Regions from separate parts of the Homo sapiens genome. Here regions 1 and 2 are each linked to region 3. The links are chromatin contacts, found by Hi-C or POLR2A ChIA-PET in ENCODE. All regions are on one chromosome and are shown on one strand. Each heading gives the region's core, a stretch centred on a gene start or an enhancer-like site at or near the end of the contact. The rest is flanking DNA. Distances are from core to core; before and after follow the strand shown. Region 1 overlaps LINC00578 (long intergenic non-protein coding RNA 578). Region 2 has its middle 44 kb from the start of LINC00501. Region 3 holds the start of LINC00578 (long intergenic non-protein coding RNA 578).

Evidence for each region. A loop is a pair of places that touch in the nucleus more often than their neighbours do. ChIA-PET counts read pairs that join two places held with the same protein, here RNA polymerase II (POLR2A). Pooled maps may share reads with other maps.
Region 1: a map of sigmoid colon shows a loop between it and region 3 (2.1-fold over the local background). The contact joins the enhancer-like site here to the promoter of LINC00578 in region 3. A Hi-C loop is called at or near these places in 3 of 168 maps with a recorded cell type or tissue (PC-9, prostate gland and sigmoid colon) and 1 of 50 pooled maps. POLR2A ChIA-PET finds 5 or more read pairs at or near these places in 1 of 52 experiments (naive thymus-derived CD4-positive, alpha-beta T cell).
Region 2: a loop to region 3 is called in a map with no recorded cell type, with 4 times the contacts of the local background. The contact joins the enhancer-like site here to the promoter of LINC00578 in region 3. A Hi-C loop is called at or near these places in 1 of 168 maps with a recorded cell type or tissue (endothelial cell of umbilical vein), 7 of 37 single-sample maps with no recorded cell type and 6 of 50 pooled maps. POLR2A ChIA-PET finds 5 or more read pairs at or near these places in 2 of 52 experiments (OCI-LY7 and activated T-cell).

What each region holds. Positions count from the first base shown.
Region 1 is chr3:177,515,186-177,518,472 of GRCh38, forward strand. All of the region lies in intron 1 of LINC00578 (long intergenic non-protein coding RNA 578), which reads left to right. Among named protein-coding and RNA genes, the nearest start is that of LINC00578, 75 kb to the left of the region's middle. RefSeq lists an enhancer at 1,360-2,124. Within about 2 kb of position 1,251, at least 15 of the 41 ENCODE cell types and tissues checked have a DNase peak (open chromatin) inside an H3K27ac peak, as active enhancers do.
Region 2 is chr3:177,337,120-177,340,361 of GRCh38, forward strand. No RefSeq gene overlaps it. Among named protein-coding and RNA genes, the nearest start is that of LINC00501, 44 kb to the left of the region's middle. RefSeq lists a silencer at 1-276 and enhancers at 1,562-1,856, 1,714-1,813. Within about 2 kb of position 1,657, at least 10 of the 41 ENCODE cell types and tissues checked have a DNase peak (open chromatin) inside an H3K27ac peak, as active enhancers do; they include OCI-LY7, where a contact is called at or near this core.
Region 3 is chr3:177,439,760-177,443,176 of GRCh38, forward strand. It overlaps LINC00578 (long intergenic non-protein coding RNA 578), which reads left to right and starts at 2,162. Exons shown (of 4, transcript NR_047568.1): 1 at 2,162-2,351. RefSeq lists an enhancer at 2,060-2,189.

The DNA.
Region 1 (3,287 bases), core at 1-2,500, 75 kb after region 3:
GACAATCAGAGGAGGTGTGAGTTTCCCTCGGAGGATAGCAAGGAGGGGCTCTTTCAGCAGTATAAAGCAATGTATGAACTGTACAGGCAAAGAGACAAAGACAGATGGAATATACAAAAATATAACCCGTAAATAGCAACAGTGGTGGCAGGAACAACTAGAACAGTCAGCTCCATGCATTGGAAACTGAGCTTAAATAAATTCGGAAGGAATAAACTATTAGAAACATGGACTCCAGAGAAAAGATGGTGCAAAAAAACCCAAAAAACCAAAACCAAAACAAAAAAACCCCCCACAGAATAGATTATGTCTTAGCTTTATAATAGAATACTATGAAGTCATTGTAAAGAATACATAGATTTATTTGCTTTCCTATGAATGTCAGATATATACTAAGTGAAAACATTATGTCCCAGACAGTGTACTCTGATCAATTTGTGGGAAAAAACTGTATATATACATAGGTATGTGCATGAATATGTTTGTGTTTATATGCATTTATGTCTGTAATATTTTTCTATGCATATTTACATGTATGTGATATATGGCACATTTTTAGAAGTTTTTGTAAATCTTCTAGTAGTTTTAGGAAACAATTCAGAGAGGGTCAAGTTGAGATGGGGGAAAGATTAGAAGAGAATATGAAAACAGAAACTTTAACTTTATCTCCTTGTACACCGTTGGCATTTTTTTCTTTTTACACTAAGTGTATATTACTTTAGTAATGATAACAATGATGATGACGATGGCAATGGGCAACAATAAATCACAAAGCAGAACTAGTGTGTATGTGGCAACTTTGTTTCTGTTCTCATTAAAGGAAGCTAGAATAATTTAACAATTGCTTAGTGAGTGACCAGTAATTCACCTAGCTGTGTGTTACTCATTGAAATGTGCTATAGAGGGGACAAAATTAAAATCTGAGGATACTTAGGTATGCTATACCGTGTTTTCATCCCTCAGTGAATCCTTTCATGTCCAAAGTTCTGAGTGTACCCTCTCAGTCAGCACAACCAGAAATTCTTTGGCTGAGCTGACACTGGCTAACCTTGCTGCCGCGATGCACGTGTCCAGGTCGGGCCTGTTGATTCCGGCTGGGGTGTCTCTAGTCACAGAGGTTCCGGCCACACAGCTGGTGCCAGAACAAGGGTCTGGCTCTTCTGTTAATCAGCCTTACTGAAATGAGCTGCAAACACAACCGAATGCTTGAGCTGACCTATGATCCTTCTGATTCAGGAATGTCTCATTTAATGCATCAACGGGCTTGAGTCTCCCCTTCCAGTGTGGGAGAACATGAACTACTTACATATCTTCTTAGGCCGGAAGGAGGGAGGCATTTCTCAAAAGCTATTCCTGAATGTCTTCCTCTTGTGATTTTAAGGGAGGAGGAGGCTTGTGGGGGTGGGGGATGGATAACATTCTTCAGTTTCTGGCTGGGATGCCAGCCCAAAAATCTTTTATTTTTTTTTTCTGCACCATATGGATACAGGAAAAATATAAAGGATGTGTTCTTTGCCCTTGAGGAATTTATAATCTGGTTGGGGGGCAGCCAAACTGCTGCTGGGTAGCCTCAGATCGGGTGCAGCATGAGCTGGTGAGAGGCCGTGTGTGCTGTCCCAGCAGGCCCCAGCTGTTCCCTTTTCTCGGGGTCTCGGCCTGAGCTCCGCCTGGGGCTGCAGGTCAGTGGGCTGCAGGCAGGCACTGTCTCATTTCTTTTGTTTCATAGCATTGGTTTTGGCCACAGTCAGGAATTTTTCAAACTAAAAGCTTCTGGTGAACAGTCTCTGGTTCAAGTTCACAAGCCACATCATTAATCATGAATAAATGGTTGTAGAACACCCTTTCTCTTGCCAGGGAAAATACAGAGAGTTATAAACACACAAACAAATAAACACACAGCGCCCCCAACTAGAAAATTGATACCTTCTGTGGCCAGGGCATTTTCAGAATTGGAAGACTTTAGACACCACCAGGTTAAGCCCTGTCATTTCAGTTTAGGGACAGAGAAGTAAAGGCCCATGTTCCATCGATGAGAGATAATCTATTAAATAGCCCATATTTTCTGACTCCTCAACCAGTATTTTTTCCCATGGTAGAATTTGAGAATGCCTGTTAATGTGGACTGAGTTCATGTCATTCCACTGTATGTAAAATGAGAGGAGATGAATTTCTAAGTGATAGCTTCGTTTTTACTTTTTGATTAGGTGACTACCTAAAGGCAACATGAGCAGTAAGAAAATAAAAGTTTTTTTTTTTGTTTCGAGACAGAGTCTTGCTCTGTCTCCAGGCTGGACTGCAGTGGCACGATCTCCACTCCCTGCAACCTCCGCCTCCCGGGTTCAAGTGATTCCCCTGCCTCCTGAGTAGCTGGGACTATAGGTGCGCGCCACCACACCTGGCTAATTTTTTGTATTTTAGTAGAGACAGGGTTTCACCATGTTGACCAGGATGGTCTTGATCTCCTGACCTTGTGATCTGCCCGACTTGGCCTCCCGAAGTGCTGGGATTACAGGAGTGAGCCACCATGCCCAGCCAAAAAATTTTTTTTTGAGAAGGAGTCTTACTCACTGTCACCTAGGTTGAAGTGCAGTGGAGACATTTCAGCTCACTGCAACCTCCACCTCCTGGGTTCAAGCGATTCTCCTGCCTCAGCTTCCCAAGTGGCTGGGATTACAGACACGCCACCACGCCCGGCTAATTTTTGTATTAGAAAATGAAAAGTTAATTTATCTAATTGGGTTTTTGTCTCTGTCAGGTATGAGAACAGAGTAAAGATGGGCTGGGATGGGGAGAGAGAAGGGCCTGGGTCTGCAGATTAGATGGCCCATCAGAGCAAGTTAGGGGCTGAGGTGGGTTTATAGCAGAAGCAAGAGAGATAACATCTAAGTGAAGGTGGGAAAGAGCAGGGGCTGATGTCTGGCAGCGGCAGCAGGGAGCGGGGATCTGTCAAGAAGAGAACCAGCAAGACTCCAGTCCAAAAGGACTTGTGACCAAGGCAGGGATTCAGCCATGGGAAATGAAGAACATCCCCAGATACTGAAATGGGCTGCTGAGCCAAGGACTGAGTTATGAGAAGTAAGGCAAAATTTTAGAACTAGGCACAGAGTTCTACCTGGATCAACAACAGGGCTCACTAGTGGAGTTGAGCCTGTGGAGTCTAGAGTCTGTCAGGTTGGGATTCCTTAATTTCTTCCAAACCATGAATGGGTTCTGGTGTAAGGCTTAAGTCAGCAGGAGGGAACAGGGAGTCGGGCTGGTAACTGTAGGAGGTAGATGGGAGCAGAGCC
Region 2 (3,242 bases), core at 407-2,906, 100 kb before region 3:
CTTAACTGTTAGTCTTGAGGGTCTACACACAGCTCCCACGCTCAATTAACTGTTACTTCCCCAGGCAGCTGCAAGGCAGAAATTTCTGATTTGTGTTACAACCAGTCTAGCCCTCTGTGTCTTGGCTACGGACAGACATGCCTCCACAAAGACACAAACCAGAATGGAATCTAACAGGAACCTTGGTGAGAGATGTGCTCTGGGAGGAATGAGATATGAAGACAGGACTCAAGAAACGGTGGCTATAGACTTCTTATAGGAGGCTTTAACTTTCTCAGTTTTGAAATGCCATATTTGTTTTGCTGTGCGATGAATATAAGTGAATTAACAATGTGCTTACAGATTTCTTAGCTGGTAATGTGATAAAATTTAAAATATTCTTGTTTGGTATCATTTTGAAATTTTCTTGGCACTTATGAAACTAATGAGAAACACCCGCATGCTGTTGGAGAGAGTGAGTGCATTTTCAGGCCCAGCATTTGGGAGCTTCAGTCTTCCGTAATTCAATGCATGACAATAGATTTATTATTGAAGAAATGAAGAAAGAGGTCAGGCAAAAAAACCAGCAATTAATCATTTGAAGACACTGAGTCATCTACTATTTTATGTCAGAAATCTTGTAGCCATGTTTACATAATAATAAAACAGCTATAAGAGGGCAGATGTTTTAGGCCTAGACATTCGCTAGTCAGTAACATGTAAATGTGAGAGTCCTCGTGGTTACGGTTTCACACCTTTCCATGGCGGTTGCCAGTCAGTTTTTCCTTGCTGTTCATAAGCTACCAAGTAATACACATTTGTCTTCACTCTGGTCTGCAGTGAAAATAAAATGAGAAGAGAAAGAAGAAGATATGAAGTGGAACAATGTGGTTGGGAAATTCCCATATCTTTACCCTAAAAAAAAAAAGAAAAAATATTACTCTTTTAAGTAAGGCCCAAGAGAATATTAAATGCATATACTATGATTCAAAGAAAATAGTGTTACCATTTAGTCATCAAAGTGGACCTTTGGTCTTGGCAGCATGTGTGAAACTTAAGGGTGGCAGCATGTGCTCTGTTAGTGAGTACATTTGTAGCAAACCACAGGGGTCTGAGTTCTTATTGCCTAAGTGCCCATTTTCTTGGGTGTTTTGCTTTTGTCTCCAGAATATCCAGAGAATGAGTTTGTTAATAAAAAATAAAACTGGCCGGGCGCAATGGCTCACGCCTGTAATCCCAGCACTTTGGGAGGCCAAGGTGGGCAGATCACCTGAGGTCAGGAGTTTGAGACTAAAAATATAAAATTATCTGGGTGTAGTGGCGGGCACCTGTGGTCCCAGCTACTCGGGAGGCTGAGGCAGGAGAATCGCTTGAACCCGGGAGGCAGAGGTCGCGTTGAGCTGAGATCGCACCATTGCATTCCAACCTGGGCAACAAGAGCAAAACTCCGTTTCAAAAAAAATAATAATAATTTTTTTTTTAAAGAAGGGTAGCCAACAGATGAAGAAAAATAAGTAAATTCCTCCAAGATTCAAGACAAGATTTAAATACTTTCTAGCCATTTATTTTTCTAACCAGATTTAATTTGGAAGTATGAACAAAAAAAGTTATAGCATCACGCTCTGGTCAGCTTGTCTCAGATAATGGCTTGTGTGACCAGTGGAGGTCCTGGGGGAAGGGAAATTCAGAGGGCAATAAGGAACTTCTCTGTTATCTCAGAGTTTCACAATACACACAGGAAACATTTGTAGCTGGTCCTCTGTTAGCCTGAAAGATTAGCTAATCCCTTGTTTCACCATAAAATGCATTTTTAGCAATAGTTCCTGAACTGCAAGCAAAAACTCAGGTGGCCAGCTCATAGTCCTCCTAAATTACAGTTGAAAGATGCTTTGCATTGTAGATATTGGCTTGGGCAATAAGGAAACTGGTATAGTTCCTGGGGATGTGCTGGGCTGACATGAACCTCTCTATGCCCCACCACCAATGGAGCAAGCCGATTTCCATGTCCAGCATGCCGTATACATTCTACAACAGTGTTCTTAGGGTAGTATTGGATTCCTGAAGCCCAGAGATGGATTAACTGTCCAGGTGCCCCAGATGAATTCTAACTCAAATTAACACATCCTGTCTATACAACCTTTCAACTCTATATAGCAAAACTGTGACCTCCTGTTCAAACAGGAAAGATAAGCAGCCACATTTTATCATGGTGGTTCCTGAATATGTTTGCTACTAGCCTGATTTACTCACTTATAGTTTGCCCACTAGATCTTTTTCTCTAGACATAGTCATTTCTCTTTTTTCTTTCTTCTCTTTCTTTCTCTTTCTTTCTTTCTTTCTTTCTTTCTTTCTTTTTCTTTCTCTTTCTTTCTTTCTTTTCTTTCCTTTCTTCCTCTCTCCCTTCCTTCCTTCCTTCCTTCCTTCCTTCCTTCCTTCCTTCCTTCCTTCCTTCCTCCCTTCCTTTCCTTCCTTCCTTCTCTCTCTCTCTCTTTCTTTCTTTGTTACGGAGTTTTCCTCTTGTTGCCCAGGCTGGAGTGCAATGGAGTGATCTCGACTCACTGCAACCTCCACTTTCTGGGTTCAAGCGATTCTCCTGCCTCAGCCTCCCAAGTAGCTAGGATTACAGACATGCGCCACCATGCCTGACTAATTTTGTATTTTTAGTAGAGACGGGGTTTCTCCATGTTGGTCAGGCTGGTCCTGAACTCCCGACCTCAGGTGATCCACCTGCCTCGGCCTCCCAAAGTGCTGGGATTACAGGCGTGAGCCACTGCTCCTGGCTCATAGTCTTATTTTATTTTATTTTATTTTATTTTATTTTATTTTATTTTATTTTATTTTATTTTATTTTTTTGGGACAGAGTCTCGCTCTGTTGCCCAGGCTGGAGTGCAGTGGTGCGATCTCAGTTCACGGCAACCTCTGCCTCCTGTGTTCAAGCGATTCTCCTGCCTCAGCCTCCTGAACAGCTGGGACTACAGGCACATGCCACCATGCCCAGCTAATTTTTTGTATTTTTAGTAGAGACAGGGTTTCACTGTGTTAGCCAGGATGGTGTCGATCTCCTGATCTCGTGATCTGCCCTCCTCAGCCTCTCAAAGTGCTGGGATTACAGGCGTGAGCCCCTGCGCCCGGCCTATTTATTTCTAAAAGACCTGGGGGAACTTTTAAAAACTATATTTTAATTTGTATAAAGAATGTATCACAGATTTATTGTGCTGGAAGAGATTTATTGTGCTGGAAGAGGTTTTAGAGATTATCTAGC
Region 3 (3,417 bases), core at 912-3,411:
CTCCTTGCTACTGCTTTTTACTGAGGGTTAAAAATGTCCATTGCCTGACAATTGTTGTGAGGAAGAAAAACTGTTCCTGCCTTCATCACATGTGGGTAGGTGGACAGGGGCTTGCTTGCCAAGTCCAAATCTTTGTGTGGGGTAAATTACTCCTTACACTGATCGTAAAATAAGCATCTGACATTTCCTGCAAATGCTCTATTTCTTAATACAGAGTTAACCTGCCAAAAACATTGTGTTTATAATCTAAATATTTGGATCATAAGCCAAAAGGGTGGGGGAGTCTGTCTTCCTCCATATTTTGCACAGTGACATGTCTAAAAATGTTAATTATGATAATAATAAATAATCAGAAAAGAATACGTTGGAGGGAAAGTATGAGGAGTCTGGGAGGCTAAATTGCATTAGTTATGAGAATTATTTACGGGAGAAAAATGAAGAGATGCCTCTGGATTGCCCATCCCCTTGCAGATATTTTCCTAGTTTTCATACCCACAAGACATGCTTCATTCTGGGACAGGTGAAAGTGTTGTAAAGACTGATGCCGGGGTATCGGCTGGAACACCACTCAGAAGGTACAAAGCTTCCTGAAGGTCTAGTGGGGATTATGTTTTGTCTGGGAACAGGTTGAAAACCCAGAGCACTGTCTCTGGAGTCAGACGGACTTGGGTTTGGGTCAAGATTCTAACAGTTCTAAGTGGCCTCTCCTAGCCCATTTCCTCATCTCTGTTACAGGGTTAGTAAATGCTTCTGTGTCAAAGGGCTTGTATGAGCGTTGAATGAGATTGTGCACAGAAAATACTTGGCATGATACTTGCATGCAGAAGAACTCAACAAATGTAATGATGGTGGCGAGGATCACTGGAATCTCCCTCCTTTAATTGACAGCTGCGCTGGGCCTTCCCTGATGCTCGGGACCTGGTGCCCGGGGCATGCCTTCTGTTGTGCCTTCACTCCTGCAGAGGCATGCCTGCTTCTTTCGTGGACCATATGTCTCTTTTTCTGAGACAGCCTCAGCTTCAAATATTCTGATCCATTGTTTCCACAAATCAGTGAATTAACAGAGAAGTCCAGTATTTGATATATAGTAACTGAATGACTCAGGTCAATAATACAATAAAAACATGTGTCACCAAAAAATGAGTCACAGGCTGAAGAATTGATACATTAATGGGGACACATGTGTGCATGCTAGCCCACATTCGATACAATGATGTGTGTGAATGTGCTGTTGTTTTAGCTGTAAAGGTGAAGAATATTATACTTTTAAAATCTTGCCACATTAGGGGCAATGCTGAGGTGATGGACTGTAATGGGGTGGCTAAACGGTGACTATTTCTACTTGCTACTGAATGCACTTGGGGAATTTAAAATAAGTTTGAAATTGTTTCAGAGGGTCAGAATTATTTTCGTTAAAATTTTAATTTAATTTTATTTTAACATCAAAATGCAGAATGATTGCTAAAATTTGATTGGATAAGACATTTTATAAGAATTCACAAAATCAGACCAGACCAAATTTAATCTTGAAACGGTGTCTAGACTTTTTATTTGGAAATTATGATTAACATATTGCTAATCAAAATTCCTGAAGCAGAGGCCTTTGTCTATACTGAAGACTTACAAAGGAGAGTGAGATGTATTTATTTGAGATGATGGCCACAAAGCCCATGTGGCTTGCATTTGATAGAATGATAATGGAGTAGCATTCTTAAGCCTGTGATTAATTGCAACAAGCCTTGGAAAGCTACTTGAAAAACTATGCTTTGTTTATAGTATTTATTTCTTTGATTCAAGAATTGTTCCAGTTGCAAAACTCTCCTAGGGCACATGTTCAAATGATTAATATATTATTTATATGGAAAATAACCTAGAATAACAACTAAACTAAAAGCAAATAGTTGCCTTAGTACCAACCTATGGCACAAGACCAATTAGGATAAAAAGAAGATGAGATCCCCTTCTTGGCTTTGTGTTCATACATGGTGAGGTATCCTCAGAACTATGTGTGATGGTACCCCTCTGGAGGCTGAGATAGAAAGTTCCTTAATGATGGAGACTAACAATCTTTAGCAGCAAAGGAAGAGACTGGGCGTTTTATACATATATGGTCATGATTTGGAGACTTGTGAGGAAGGCCAAAGTGGATTGGCTGTGGTCTCGGTGTAGCACGATGGAATCTGGTGGCTTAAACCTAGCTGTCCACATTTCACTATCTGAAGAGCAGAAAATGTGTTAATAGGAGCCTGGTGAGTGGAGGAGACTGAAGATGGAGAGAGAGCCTGGACCTCAACATGAGCATCTGGAGCCATTTGGCAGCATTAGGCTGTGACCGCTTAGAGAACCGAAAGGTAAGATCCTCCGATTAGTTCCTCTTTTTCTGAGTTTATGTTTGCAAAGCACTTTCTAACTATAAAAGTTTCCTATTTCAGTTTTCAAATAGGGAGAATCTGCACTGACCAATGTTTGGTGTGTTCATCAACTTGGTTATAGTTGTCAGTGTAAATTAACTCACTGTCTGGATAGAGGGGAGAATGAAATGACTTATTCTGTGCCAAAGAGAGACAGAGTGAAAAACAGACTTCAGAAGGCTTGAAACTCAGGCCTGTTCTCTGTCTCTAACATGCTTTCATTAGCCTGTAGAAGCTTGAGAGACGCACAGACACATCTTGCAACATCTTCTGGCTTCTCGATGTGCATTTATGTGAGTGTGGGAGCCATGCGTGTGTGTATGCTGGGAGAGGAACCCCCATCTCCTCCTCCCCGGCAATGTCCCCGCTCTCTTTAGATCCTTATGAGTTGACTCAGTTCCCATGGATGGATGCTGTGTGCAGAAGCGGGCCACTGGCCCTGGGCTCCACAGCTGGCTTCAAGCTCTGATCTCTGTGTTCATTTCTCTCTGTAATCTCAGTCCCAGCAGACCTCTCATCTTCCTGGGTGATTGAGTGTAGATTCTAGTTTTATTCTTTTAACATTTTTATTTACTGATGAAGGAAAATCCTAATTTATTTTCTATTGGGAAAAAAAATATGGACCAACCCCATAAAACCAGAACATTGGCAACTACTGCCATTTTGAATCCCAGTTCTACAGAGTTTGGAGATTTATTAAATTTTTCTAGTTAAAAGAGACCTTAGAGACCTTCGAGTCCACATGAGAACAAAAGAAATATATTTTATATTGCAAAATGCACACACATCCACCCACCAACACAAACAAATATTCATACAGACACACACAACTGAAAAGTTTTTTTCTTTTTGAGATGGAGTCTCACTCTTTCACCCAGGCTGTAGTGCCGTGGTGAGATCTTGGCTCACTGCAAGCTCCGCCTCCCGGATTCAGGCCATTCTCCTGCCTCAGCCTCCCGTGTAGCTGGGACTACAGGCGCCCACCACCACACCCAGCTAATTTTGT